Linked DNA regions of Mus musculus: regions 1 and 2 are each linked to region 3. A link is a contact called in ENCODE POLR2A ChIA-PET data. All regions are on one chromosome and are shown on one strand. The core of a region is the stretch at or near the end of the contact, and the rest is flanking DNA. Distances in the headings are between cores, read along the strand shown. Region 1 overlaps Sap30bp (SAP30 binding protein). Region 2 holds the start of Smim6 (small integral membrane protein 6). Region 3 holds the start of H3f3b (H3.3 histone B).

Evidence for each region. ChIA-PET counts read pairs that join two places held with the same protein, here RNA polymerase II (POLR2A).
Region 1: POLR2A ChIA-PET joins it to region 3 with 30 read pairs in embryonic stem cell. The contact joins the enhancer-like site here to the promoter of H3f3b in region 3. POLR2A ChIA-PET finds 5 or more read pairs at or near these places in 4 of 5 experiments (Patski and embryonic stem cell).
Region 2: POLR2A ChIA-PET joins it to region 3 with 18 read pairs in embryonic stem cell. The contact joins the promoter of Smim6 here to the promoter of H3f3b in region 3. POLR2A ChIA-PET finds 5 or more read pairs at or near these places in 4 of 5 experiments (Patski and embryonic stem cell).

Annotation. Positions count from the first base shown.
Region 1 is chr11:115,953,673-115,957,806 of GRCm38, reverse strand. It overlaps Sap30bp (SAP30 binding protein), which reads right to left. Exons shown (of 11, transcript NM_020483.3): 5 at 358-446. Among named protein-coding and RNA genes, the nearest start is that of Gm39474, 13 kb to the right of the region's middle. Within about 2 kb of position 2,357, at least 1 of the 3 ENCODE cell types and tissues checked has a DNase peak (open chromatin) inside an H3K27ac peak, as active enhancers do.
Region 2 is chr11:115,908,442-115,913,288 of GRCm38, reverse strand. Smim6 (small integral membrane protein 6) reads right to left here and starts at 1,272. Exons shown (of 2, transcript NM_001162998.1): 1 at 833-1,272. The region is part of intron 7 of Recql5 (RecQ protein-like 5); the gene reads left to right.
Region 3 is chr11:116,021,997-116,026,231 of GRCm38, reverse strand. H3f3b (H3.3 histone B) reads left to right here and starts at 1,728. Exons shown (of 4, transcript NM_008211.3): 1 at 1,728-1,853; 2 at 2,213-2,350; 3 at 2,454-2,607; 4 at 2,697-4,235. The coding sequence starts at 2,223. The coding sequence ends at 2,825.

The DNA of each region.
Region 1 (4,134 bases), core at 1,108-3,607, 69 kb after region 3:
CGGAAACCGCATCTAAGCGCTACATGGTACACATCTAAGCGCTACATGGTACACGTCTGCAGTTTGTTTTACATCCTGAAGGATCCTCAGTTTCTTGGCAAATTTCCCTGAGAAGTGCCCTGGCTCAGTGAGGGCAGACCAGGGACACAAGAGGACAGCATATGGCAGGTGTGGCAATGGGTGTCAATTCCTGAGTTCTGGCTTAAAGGAAGTATCTGAGACTGCAGGCTCCTGCCTACCCAGCAGCATCGTGACTTGATCCCTTTCCCTGCCATGGCCTCTGAAGGACACAGCACAAGCAGACAAAGCCCAGGCCATCTCAGCCACATGGGCCTCAGCAGCCAGACCTGTGCTTACTTGTAGGTGATTTGAACATCTGCCAGGCGGTTCTGGTGGGATCTTGATTTCATCGGGTGACATGTTGCGAACCCTTTCAGAAAAGGAGGCTGTTGAGAAAGCAGAGGGAACCTTGTGTTGAGAGGAAAGGCCAGGGGCCATAAAAGCACAAGCACAAAGCAATTTCAGCAGAAAGCAGAAGGGGAGGTGGCCGATGGCTTCTTGGAGAGTGTTCCCTGAGCTGATCTCAATGGCCAGCTACGTGTCAACCTGGGAGAAGGGAAGCTGAGGTGGAGGGGACACATGTAAATAACACATCCTACCAAGCTCCAGAGACTGACTTTTAGGGAAAGAGCATGCCTGGAGAAGCGCTGGGGGAGGGAAAGGGGAGGAGCCACCATCCAAAGCATTTACCAGTTTCTACAGTATAAATTCAGTCCTGCCTAAGCTCAATCTCAGGTTGCCAATGTGGAAGACACTGAACTCAGAGCTGTTAGAGACATGTGTCAGCTTCATACTTGGCACTGCCCTTTCCGGTTGGTCTGGGTCTGTCCTGCCTTGGCTATAAGAAACTGTGTTAAGGTTTTGGGTCCCAAATAGCTTGTGCATAAAAAGACCTGAACAAAAGGCCTGATTCTGACACAAGAACCACAACTCCCGAGGGCAATCAATCCCCTCAGAACACTGCCCACCCAAGCCTCGCCTCCTCTCTCCCCATTCCCTTCCCTGACAGCCTCCGGCCACCCCAGGACCTCAGAGTCGGCTCTGGAGCACACAGACAATGGGCTGATTGTTGTAAGATTCTGTCATGCTCTTTGAAACATTCCTCATGAAAAGAACCATACAATGTGCAAACAGTGGCAGACAGCACAGGGTGGGGCAGGAGGAAGGCAAGCACCAAAAAGCCACCACCAATAGCATCTAGCCCAGCAGGGGGACCTACTGTGTGCCAGGCCCTTCTCTAAGCCTGTCCTAGGAACAGCTCTAGAGAGCTGAAGAGGGTCTGTGGGAAGGCTTAGGGTAGCATGGCAGGGGGCTGGGGGGAGGCGCAGGGTGGCATGGCGGGGGGGGGGGGCTGGGGGAGGCGCAGGGTGGCGGGGGTGGGGCTAGGGGAGGTGCAGGGTGGCATGGTGGGGGTCTGGGGGAAGGCGGAGGGTGGCATGGTCTTCCTGGTCTCTAGTCCAAGGCTGTTTTTTTTTTTTTCTTTTTAAGATTTTACTTTTTAAAAATTATAGGCATGTCTGTGTGTGGTACCCTAGGAGTCCAGAGAGGCATCAGATCCCTTGGAGGTGACATTTATCAGAGGTTGTAACCCCCAGACATGGGTCCTGTCTATGAGCAGAATGTGTTACCTGCTGAGCCTCCCCTACGGTCATGATTCTAAAATAATTCCAGGTCTTAAGAGATTAAAACAAAACAAAAGGGAAAAACAAACAAACAAAAAAGAAAAACTAGGTGTGTGTAGGGGGAAACCCCTCATTTAGGGCCCCAGGCTGGCCTAGAAGGGACTCTCCTGCTTCAGCCTTTCGATTGGCTGGGATTGCAAGTGTGCACTGTGCACCCAGCATGGGTTAATGTTTTCTTCTTAGCAGATAAGGTGCTTTGATCTCTGCATAGTTACCATCCCTGTGCTGAGTAAGACAAGGCCTTCAAGACCCTGGAGACTCTAATGACTTCCAGGACAGTTACTGTGGATCGGGCCTGTGCACACTATGAACACACTGAGGCCAGGGGTCAGGCCTGAGGCAGTCTTAAAGCATAAGTACAGCCTGGGCTTCGTAGATGTCAGTGGTTTTAACTAGACACACCCAGAGCACAGGCTGGGCGACAGATCAAAGGTCATGCTGTGGCCTGAGATGCAACTGCAGTCGAGAACAGTCCCCACAAGGGGGATAGGATACACACTTGCCGCTGCACCATGCCTTTCTGCCACCTCCCAACTGGCCCTCAGGCAGGGCACTACCCAGCTCTGGCAGGCAGTCAAGCCAAATCTTGGTTTCTTCCTTTTTCTTAGCCCTGGGGTAAGACGTTGGTCTAGGTCTGAGCTCAGTCTGCAGAGGCCAGCCCAGAGTGGAAGCGGGTGGAAAGAGCTGGCTAGGGCATTTTGTGAACATTCATAACAAAACCAAGGCTTGGCAGGCGCTGGGCCACAGAGGGTATATGTGCACGTGACACAGACAAAGAATGCCCTTTGCCATTTGCCAGGAAAGCTTTTTAGAAAAACAGGGTGTGCCACGGTTACTGTAGCAACCCCCCACCCTCTGGGACATAAGTGACAGAGAGTATGGAGGAGGAGGGAGCCTCATAAATTGGGGTAGAAACAAGAGTATTCCTGGGAAATAAGTGACAAGAAGGTGACATATGCTGGACAACAAAATAAAAGTATACTTCAGAGACTTGAGGACAGACTTGAGTGCCTCCTCCCTGAGTCCTAGAATGTGCCCAGTACAGAGAACAGCTGCTCTGCAGAGCGGCCAGAGCCCCTAACCATCTCAGGAAGTGTCAGCAGTGTGCCCGCAGACACTTGCCACAGTGCCTATGCCTTGGCTATGCTAGGGGTAGCTCCATTTACTATCCACAAAGCCTGTTGTCAGCATGAGTCACATCCTGCTAACGCCTCTGTCAGAAAACATCTGCAGTATCCATGGCCACCAGGTGGGAACCTAAGCAGAGTAGCTAGTTCCAGGGACTCAGACTACGGCAGGGGAACAGGGACAGAAAGCCCAGTGGGGCCGAGGACACTTGCAGAATACTTAACTGGCTGTAAGAAGGGGCTCCTGAGTGATTTGAAGACCCCTGGACTACACCCAATACTGTTCCAGGCCCGTGGGGCAGGCAGCTGTCAGGAGCTAGAGCACTGGAGAAGCCCGTGAGTTGGCTAGTCCTTTGAAAGCCATCCTGTTGAAGAGTTGACTTACCACCCACTCCTCAAAGAGAAGAGTACTCACCCTACGCAGGTGACAGTGCACTGTGCCCGCCACGAGAGGGCAAATAACAGACTATGTCGGCTACATCGAGAGGTCCTTTCGTCAAAACAGACAAATGTAAAGGAACACCTATTCTCAGCAGTGTGCGTGCAACCTCTAAGGAACCTGCTTAAGGGGAAAGCCAGGCAGGAAAGCAATGATCCACCAGGCGCTCAGCCTGGGGCAACTCTGCTCTCAAAGGGACACTTATCGGCAGGCTGCAACTCTGTCAAGCATCCTATCACGCAAGGAAGGCCTTCATAACACAATGACCCAGCCCAAGTGGTTGTCAATAAGCCTCATTTATATGAAACTGTTAAAATAGGGCTGAACTTCCATCAAGATCACATCTTGCCAGGCATGGAGGCGCACGCCTTTAATCCCAGCACTCGGGAGGCAGAGGCAGACGGATTTCTGAGTTCGAGGCCAGCCTGGTCTACAAAGTGAGTTCCAGGACAGCCAGGGCTACACAGAGAAACCCTGTCTCGAAAAACCAAAAATAAGTAAGTAAGTAAATAAATAAATAAAGTCTTACTTGAGACTGAAGGAAGACACCGCCTGCACAGGGGACCTGAGCACCAGGAACCATTAGGAAGGATAGGAAAGTGGAGGTGTTCCCCTTGTAAAAGATGTTTGTTTGGTACGGCTATCACAGATACAAATGTCTATCAAATCCACCAATGGCACACTTTTACTCTTTGAATTACATCTCAGTAACGCTATTTCACACACACAGCCCAGAAGCAGAGTGTCATGGCAGTTCCTGTAATACTAGATCTATGAGAGGCTAAAGTATAGGACCAGCAGGTCAAAGCCAGCCTGGGTTACACAG
Region 2 (4,847 bases), core at 23-2,522, 110 kb after region 3:
ACAGCTAGCTAGCCAACCCTGCGGGGATGATGAGTCTTTGGATTCAAAGTCTCTAATATCAAAAAGTGGGAAATAGCCGGGTGTGGTGGTTACACGCCTTTAATCCCAGCACTTGGGAGGCAGAGGCAGGTGAATTTCTGAGTTCGAGACCAGCCTGGTCTACAGAGTGAGTTCCAGGACAGCCAGGGCTACACAGAGAAACCCTGTCTCAAAAAAAACCAAAAAAAAAAAAAAAAAAAAAAAAAAAGTGGGAAATGGGATTTCCTGCTTAGAAGCTGCTGAGGGCTACCTCTAGAGTCTCTGAAAAACTCTGCTATGAGCCTGATATTTCTCCTGTCCCTGAGGCCTTCCTAGCTAGAACCTAAAGTGTACACCTGTAGGTCTCCTATTCTTATTGTCCCAATTCCCAGATGTTTGGGAGGCATTTTGAGAGCTTGGTCTATAAGCCTAGCTGGGTGATGGTGACTTAAGTCTCAGCTCCACAGAAGGCTGAATTCCTACTTGAGCCCAGGGATCCAGGCCGGCTGAGAACAGAAAACCCTATTTCAGCCCTGGCTGCTCAGCTCACAGTCTTCCACAAAGCCAGTTCCAGGGCGCCTGACACCATCTCCAGCCTCTGAAAATACCAGGAGTGCCTGTGTGGAAATGCATACGTAAGAACAGCACACACATAAATCTTAAAAAAGTCTTGGTGGTGGATAGGAAGAAAGCGTGGCTGAGTGTCCTTGGATGCAGCTGGGAGCAGGAGGCCTTGCCATATTACGGAAGTGGAGCTGGTGAGTGTGGGGCTGCAGCCGTTTGGGGAGTGGGAGAAGAAGAAAGATGTCATTACCTGGTTTTCTGTTAATAGTCTTGAATCTTCTGAGGACAAAGCAAGTCAGGCTGTCCTTCCGGCCTCAGACTTCAGGGTTCCTGGGTGGAAGAGGCTTCCAGGTGACCACAGCTTTGCCCCAACTCAGAGAAACTGCTGTTGGCAGCCCAGGGAGTTGCCAAATACTCTGACCACACCTTTGCTGCCACCACCAGAGCAAACAAGGGTGGGCTAGACTGGTTGCCTGGCAACTGCCACTCCCTCCCTCATTCCCTCCATTAGGATTCTACCCTTCTGTGATGGCATTGGAGGAGTTGAGTTTTAAGTCCCTGAGAGAGGTCAGCCTGAGTTAGGGTGAGAAGAGAGAGTGGGTCTGTGCCCCAGGCCGCCTGTCAGCCTCACTGATGAGAGCTGGGCCTTAGAGCCATTCAGAGCTCTCAGATCTCCCTGGGAGCACTCTTCTCAGAGCTCGTAGGGGAGCACTCTTTCCTTCCTTCCTGCGGTTTGGGTGAATGATTAACTGCACTTCTGGCAGGAACTGCCTGGAACAGGTTTCTGGGTAAGAGTAGGAGAGCTTATCACATGGAGCCTTTCCCCGCAGTACCTGCCTCTGGCATGGCCTCTGCTGGTTCTGTGGTTAGAGAGAGAGAGAAGAAGCTGGAGAGGGGGCGACCACACAACACACACACACATACACACATGCACGCACGTGCACACACACGCCTTGGAAGGGGACTAATTACACTGGCCTTGCTCGGAACTTGGCGGCCACTGTTGACTCCTTTCAGAGCTTAGGCATGTGGGCCTGCCATAGCCCGTTGTAAGATCAGAGAGGTGGGTCTTTGCCTCTGAAGGGCTTGCGTTCTAGTGCATCATCAATCCTGCCGTCAGAGTTTGGGAAATGCTCACTGAATAACAGTTTCTGGGATGCCAGGGTATCTGTCATCCAATCCTCTGGGGTCTAACCTGGAGTGGTGACAGGTGAGGAACAAGCTCAGGAAAGCGTTGTCGCCTGCCATTTCCTTGTGTAAAACTCACTGACTTCCTGGCCTGCCAGATGCACACAGCCAGCAGGCGGGACTCTGGCACACCCTGGTATGGTTTGTGCCCATCAGTTAAATGAGGTTCTTATCAAGAGTCAGTTGTTTGTTCCCAGACTGGTGTATAGCAGCTGAGCTTGTTTCTATGATAACAACGTTGACATGGTATCAACAGATGAAGCAGTAATGACAACCACAACTCCAATTTTACAGCAAGGACAGACAGTGTGGTTAAGCAACTTCGGTTGTGCAGCTGGTACAGTTGGAGTTTGGAGCCAGCTGTATAGTCAGCTCTTAGAGCAGATGACAGCTGTTGTCTCTATTAATACCTATGTGACCACTTTGCTATCACTCCATAGTCCCATCGAAACAATAGAAACATAACTAAACTTTGGCACATTTTGTAAAACTCGTGACATTAAATTTTTTTATACATTTTGTGCGTGTGTGCGCATGCTCATAAACACACACACACACACACACACACACACACACACACACACGTATGCCGTGGCCTCTGTGTGTATGGAGAAGGGGTAGTGGACAACTTGTGGAAGTAGGTTCCAGAAATTGAACTCAGGTCTTAAGGTTTGGTGGCCAGTTCCTTTACCCACTGAGCCATCTTGCTGGCCCCTCTCTGGTGACATTTTCTTTGTTTCTTTCTTTTCTTTTCTTTTCTTTTTTGTTTTGGTTTGGTTTGGTTTTTTTCGAGACAGGGTTTCTCTGTATAGCCCTGGCTGTCCTGGAACTCACTTTGTAGACCAGGCTGGTCTTGAACTCAGAAATCTGCCTGCCTCTGCCTCCCGAGTGCTCTGATTAAAGGCGTGCGCCACCACACCCAGCTGGTGACATTTTCTACTCAGTTTCTTTTGCAGGTGTGTTCAAACTCTTGCTCTAATAAAATTAAAACTACAAGGAAAAGGCTCGAGCAGAGCTAGACAGCAGCCCCTCCTCAGAAGGACTAGCCCACCCACAGAGGCACCTGTGCCCACATCAGAGGTACATGGGCTGGAGGGACAGTTCAACGCTAGGGGCACTTGTTGCATTTCAAAAGACCCTGGTTCAGGGCTCAGCGCTCACACCAGGTGGCCACAGCTTCCTATAATTATTCAGGAGACCCAACACCTTTGTCTGGCCTCTGAAAGGACCAAGCATTCATACATATATATATAAAAGATTAATAAATCATTAAAAATACAAAATGAATCCAAGCTAGGTGTGGTAGCACACACCTTTAATTCCAGCATCTAGGAGGCAGAGGCAGGTGTGTGAGTGTGAGGCCAGCCTGGTCTACAGAGTGAATGGCATGTCAGCCAGAGATATCTACTGAGACCTTGTCTCAGAACAACAGCAACAAAATCAGGTCTGTGGAAAGAAATGTGTCATTCATAGGAGAGCTGCTTGGTCTAGCCTTTTTAATACTCTATTTCTATTGTATGTGCATGGGTGCTTTGCCTGCATGTATGTCTGTGAGGATGTTGTATTCCTTGGAACTAATGTTACAGTTGTGAGCTGTCCTATGGGTGCTGGGAATTGAACCTGGATCCTTCAAAAGAGCAGTCAGTGCTCTTACCCACTGAGCCATCTCTCCAGCCCTTGTCTAGTTTTGAATAACTGCTGTACCCAAGTAGATCTATTGTCTCAGTAACTGTGAGGAAATAGATGCTTACATGAATGTAGGCAAAGATACATATAAAAACAAATTTTAAAAAGAAACAAGGTACGGACAGCATTCCATGGCAAGAACCAGGGCCCAAAGAAGAGGAGAATATTTCTAGGACAAAATTAATCTGTGCACATATTTTATGATATGAAATTTGTAATACTCATTTGTGTTAGTATGATGGTTTTTGTTATAAATTGCTTTGAAAGTGTTAATATGTCACAGAATTTATCTGCTCTGCTAAGTGCTGCTGCCATGGTTCTTAGTTTTGCAATAAGGCATAAAATTCAGGCAATGAAATGTGCAGATCTCATGCTGCCGAGGAACTGAGAACAGACACTGCTAGGACAGAGGCTGTGTGAGAAGGCAGGCCATGGGGAAGCTGGTGAGACCACTGTGCACTGAAGAGGCTTGCTCTTGAATGGCATAGGACAGTGACAGTTAGGACCTTCCCTAGGTTTGATGTAGTCTGTTGTGTGCCTCTTCTGTGGTCACCAGCAATCTTCTGACAACCCAGGTCAGCAGCAACTGTCTGTTTCCTACCGTGGAAGACCTCTGCCTCCTCTACAGTTAGGTGAAGTCTGTCCACCCCTGAATTTGTCAGGCTGCTATTGGTTATCTTAAAGGATGGGCTGTCCTAGCACAGGGCAGGAATGTGCAAGAGAACTGGCTTCTTGTGCTATGTCCAGGGTGGTCCATGGTACCCACTGCTCTGCAGCTAGACTGGGAACTAGAATGTTTTCTAGCAAAGGAGAGGCTTCAGTCTTAGCCACCCTACAGGAAGGCTATTCATGATGCTAATGAAATCTGCTGAAAGAAGAGTCTGGAAGGAACTGGGCTGCTACCCCTGAACTGAGGGCTTCCAGGGACCTCCAGCCAACAGTACTGGGAGTGAAGAATTTGGGGTTTCCAGTACCCTCCCCTGTTTCTGGGACTTTCTTCTGATGCCTGGTTGAACCCAGTACTGGTCCTCGGGTGCTGGAATCTCACTCACTCACACAGAAGCAGTCTTGGGCAGAGTTTGAGTGTGGGGGTTTGAATGTAGGGTTGGTTAATAGAGATAATGGAGTCAGAATCTTATGTCTTGTGTCCCAGAGGCCTCGAGCCCTAGGTGTGATGAGCAGGTGCACTGGAGCCAGGCAGGCCGGCTTTGCCACTTTTCAGCTTGCTGCTCAAATTATCTCGTGCCACTCAGGCTCAACTTCCCTGTCTGTCAATGGAGCAATAATGGCATCTATAGGCCTGAAGCATCATGATAGTTAAATGAACGTATCTGTATCAAAATGCTCAAGACAGGAGCAGGCTTGTGGAGAATGCCTGTAATCCCAGCACC
Region 3 (4,235 bases), core at 479-2,978:
AAATCTGTCAGGTTTTTGACATAAGTAATAATTACCAAATATTACACAAGGACACCCATTTTTTATATTATCTTCTCCTTATGGACATGACACCCTCTTGAGGTTGTTACTCTTCCGGTGTATTTATTTCATGCAGTCGAATTAAATAGTTCAAGAAATATACAAGCAGGTAATTACTACTTCTTTGGTTGGTTTTTTTTTTTTTTTTTTTTTTTTTAAAGATTTATTTATTTATTATATGTAAGTACACTGTAGCTGTCTTCAGACACTCCAGAAGAGGGAGTCAGATCTCGTTAGGATGGTTTTGAGCCACCATGTGGTTGCTGGGATTTGAACTCCAGACCTTTGGAAGAGCCGTCGGGTGCTCTTACCCACTGAGCCATCTCACCAGCCCCCTTTGGTTGGTTTTTAAGACAGAGACTCACTAAGTAGCTCTGGCTATTCTGTAATTTCTATGTAGACCAGGTTGGCCTCAAAGCCACCTGCCTCTGTCTCCAGGTTGCTGGGATTAAAGAAATGTGTGTGCCAGCATGCCTGACAACTTCTTATTAACTCTAAGTACATTGAAATAAAATATTTTGTGATGGCCTGAATTAAACATGCAAAAATAGGTATTTGTTGTTTTGTTTTGAGACACGGTCTCCCTGGGTAGCTTTTGCTGGTGTGGTCCTGCCTTTAAACTCACATGGCTTTGCCTGCCTCCAGAGCGCTAGGATGCAAGGAACAGTCCCCTTTTGTTGTTTTTTGTTTTCTTGAAACTGTTTTATATATCCTAGACTGGCCTTGACTTAAGTAGCTGTGAATGACCTTGAATTTTGGATCCTGATTCCATCTCTGATATTACCTTCATGCACCTGGAGCTTGGTTTATGTAGTCCTGGAGAAAAAACAAACAAACCAGGATTTATAAAAGACAAGATCTCTGTAGGTAGGTCTGCTTGGCCTGGAACCCCCCACCCCCTGTGGATCAGGCTGGCCTCATGTTCACAGAAATCTGCTTGCCTTTGAGCTTCCTAAAAGCTGAGATTAAAGGCCTGCAGCACCACCCAACTCGGAAATAATTTTTTTGAATTTTGATTCTTTGTGTCTATTACCCTTCCCCATCAAACAATTGCTTTATGCTTTAGAATGTGTATGCATTTACAGTGCACAAAACACTATATGCTGTAAGATGACTGACTGGATTACATTTCTCATACTATATTAAACGATGAAAATTACAGAAAGTAAATTATTCAGGGAATAATTTCATCCTACATTAAAATAATAGTAATAATTACTATTATTATATTTACGCAAAATCTCTCTAAAATGGTCTCTTGATGCAAAAAAGTCGTAGACTCTTGCCGACCCAACTTTCTTAAATTCCAGGAGACTAGTGCAATTCATTTGCATTGACTTTCTATTGTAGAGCTTTGGAACCAAGAGAAGGATCCAAACATAGCTCCATTTTATCCAATCAGAAGAGCTCCCTAGTGCTAAACTCTGATTCGTCTGTTCCTCTTTGCATCCAGCCAATCCTGAAGCAATTGTAACAGCCAATCAGTGGCCTGAACACCGGCCAATCAGGAAACGGCCCCGAAGTACGGCCTTTGTGTCGGGAGATGTCAGCGCGTCGGCGAAAGCTCCCGCCAATCGAAAAAGTCGTTGGTGTATGCAAATCAGGGTTCTGTGACGCACTGACGCAGCGTGCAGCGTCTCTATAAATATGGAGGCGTCGGGGGGCTTGGAGCGCAGAGCGGTTTGGTCGTTCGTTGGTGGAGTATCTGCCCGTTCTGCTCGCCGATTGCGGCTCTTGTTCGAGCGCTTCCAGCGTCGCCTCGGTCTCAGCAAGGGCCCCAGACTCGGCTTTGGGTGAGTTCGCGGCTCTGCCGGCGGCCGGAGCCTCCCTGGCTTTTAGGACCGCGGTCGCTGGCAGCCGACGGTCTGGTCGGTGAGGCAGCCCGGGAGGTCGAGTTCGGTCGCGTTCCGCCACCTCCGTCCTGTCTGCTTCCCGGTGGTGACTCACAGGTCCCGCCGCGGTGTTTCCGGCCGCCCGTGGAGCGGGAAGTTGCTCCTCCCCGCGCTCCCCCTCCCGGGGGAGGCCGCAGCCCGGCGCAGCCTGAGTCATTAGGGGAGGGGGAGGAGGCGGCGGCCGCCATCTGCTGCGGCGAGGAGGGGCGCCTGGCAGCCGGAGCCCGGTGACCTGGCCTTGAACGTCGCTTGTCTCGCAGGTGAAAAAAAATGGCCCGAACCAAGCAGACCGCTAGGAAGTCCACCGGTGGGAAAGCCCCCCGCAAACAGCTGGCCACCAAGGCGGCTCGGAAAAGCGCGCCCTCTACCGGCGGGGTGAAGAAGCCTCACCGCTACAGGTAGGCAGAGGGCTGGGAACAATGACTTGGCCGCCGGCTTGCGGGCGGGCGCTCTCTCCCTTCTCCCTGACCGTTGACGCCTTCCTTCTTCTGGTGACTGCAGGCCAGGGACCGTGGCTCTGAGAGAGATCCGTCGTTACCAGAAATCGACTGAGCTGCTCATCCGGAAGCTGCCATTCCAGAGATTGGTGAGGGAGATCGCCCAGGATTTCAAAACCGACTTGAGGTTTCAAAGTGCAGCCATCGGTGCCCTTCAGGTAAAGGGACAAAAGGCTTGGTGGCACTCGGGGCGGCGGCTTGATTGCTCCAGTAGGAGTGTTAATGCTGTTGCTCTTGTCCTCAACAGGAGGCTAGCGAAGCATACCTGGTGGGGTTGTTTGAAGATACCAATCTGTGTGCCATCCACGCCAAGAGAGTCACCATCATGCCCAAAGACATCCAGTTGGCTCGCCGGATACGGGGGGAGAGAGCTTAAGTTGAAGCGGTTTTTATGGCATTTTGTAGTAAATTCTGTAAAATACTTTGGTTTAATTTGTGACTTTTTTTGTAAGAAATTGTTTATAATATGTTGCATTTGTACTTAAGTCATTCCATCTTTCACTCAGGATGAATGGGAAGAGTGACTGACTGTTCACAGACCTCAGTGATGTGAGCACTGTGGCTCAGGAGTGACAAGTTGCTAATACGCAGAAGGGATGGGTGATACTTCTTGCTTTTCATGATGCATGTTTCTGTATGTTAATGACTTGTTGGGTAGCTATTAAGGTACTAGAATTGATAAATGTGTACAGGGTCCTTTTGCAATAAAACTGGTTATGACTTGATCCAAGTGTTTAACCATACATCACTGTGATAGAATGTGGGCTTTTTCAAAGGTTGAAGATACAAGTTTTAGCCACAGTGTAACAGTTTCCTTTAAAAAAAAAAAAGTAAACCTGGCAGCTATAGAATACACTATGTGCATTTATAATAGCTATTTTATATATTGTAGTGTTCAACATTTTTAAATTAAATGTTTTACATTCACAAGTGGTGGGGAGTCTTGTCATTAAGGTGTGTGTAATTTAGTCCAGTTGGTATTTCCTGACTAGACTGCATTTGTTTTTAACAGTAGAAAAATGCTATGCGTATTAAACCTTGCATAAGTCCTCATTCTACCACATGTTCACTAACCCCTGACCCTCTGGCTGGTAACACAACACTAACGGGGATTTTATTTATAAGGGCTCTAGAGTAAAATAACAAGCTATTCACACCAGCATCATCTATTACTAATCTAGTTAGTGCAGCTTTTCATTGTGTTTGGTCTTAGGCCTAGATTGAGTTCGGTTTCGTTTCTTTTTAATCTTTAAGGGGGAAAACTGTACAAGGTTTGTTTTTCCTTGTAGAGTTTATAAACATGGGAGTAAGAACACAGCTTCAACTTCTTGGACCTCTGCCAATGAAGATGGGTTAGGTTACACCTGGTTACTATACTGGCAAAATCCCTTTTATAGAGATGGCCTTCAAGTGGTTTTTAAAAGTATCCTATTGAAGTTTTTAGGTCAATTATGTATGTTGACTAAATTTACAAATAAACTTGTTTATTCAACTAAGTGTCAAACCTAAATTGAATATACAAAGCTTTTAATACATATGGAATCGAGATTCCTAGATTCAGCTATTTGCTTGGTAGAAAAGGCTAAAGTACAGAAAGCATTTGAACATCCAATACACTCTAAAAATGCAAGTATTTGCTGACACAATTCATGAGTCTGACAAAATCTGCTTGTGGTTCATGGGTGGGCTTAATAACTACAATACATGTTTGTTCCCATGGTTTTAGAATATTTGAAATTTTAAGTTTGCTGTTTTGGATCTTTCTAATAGGCCTTACAAATAAACT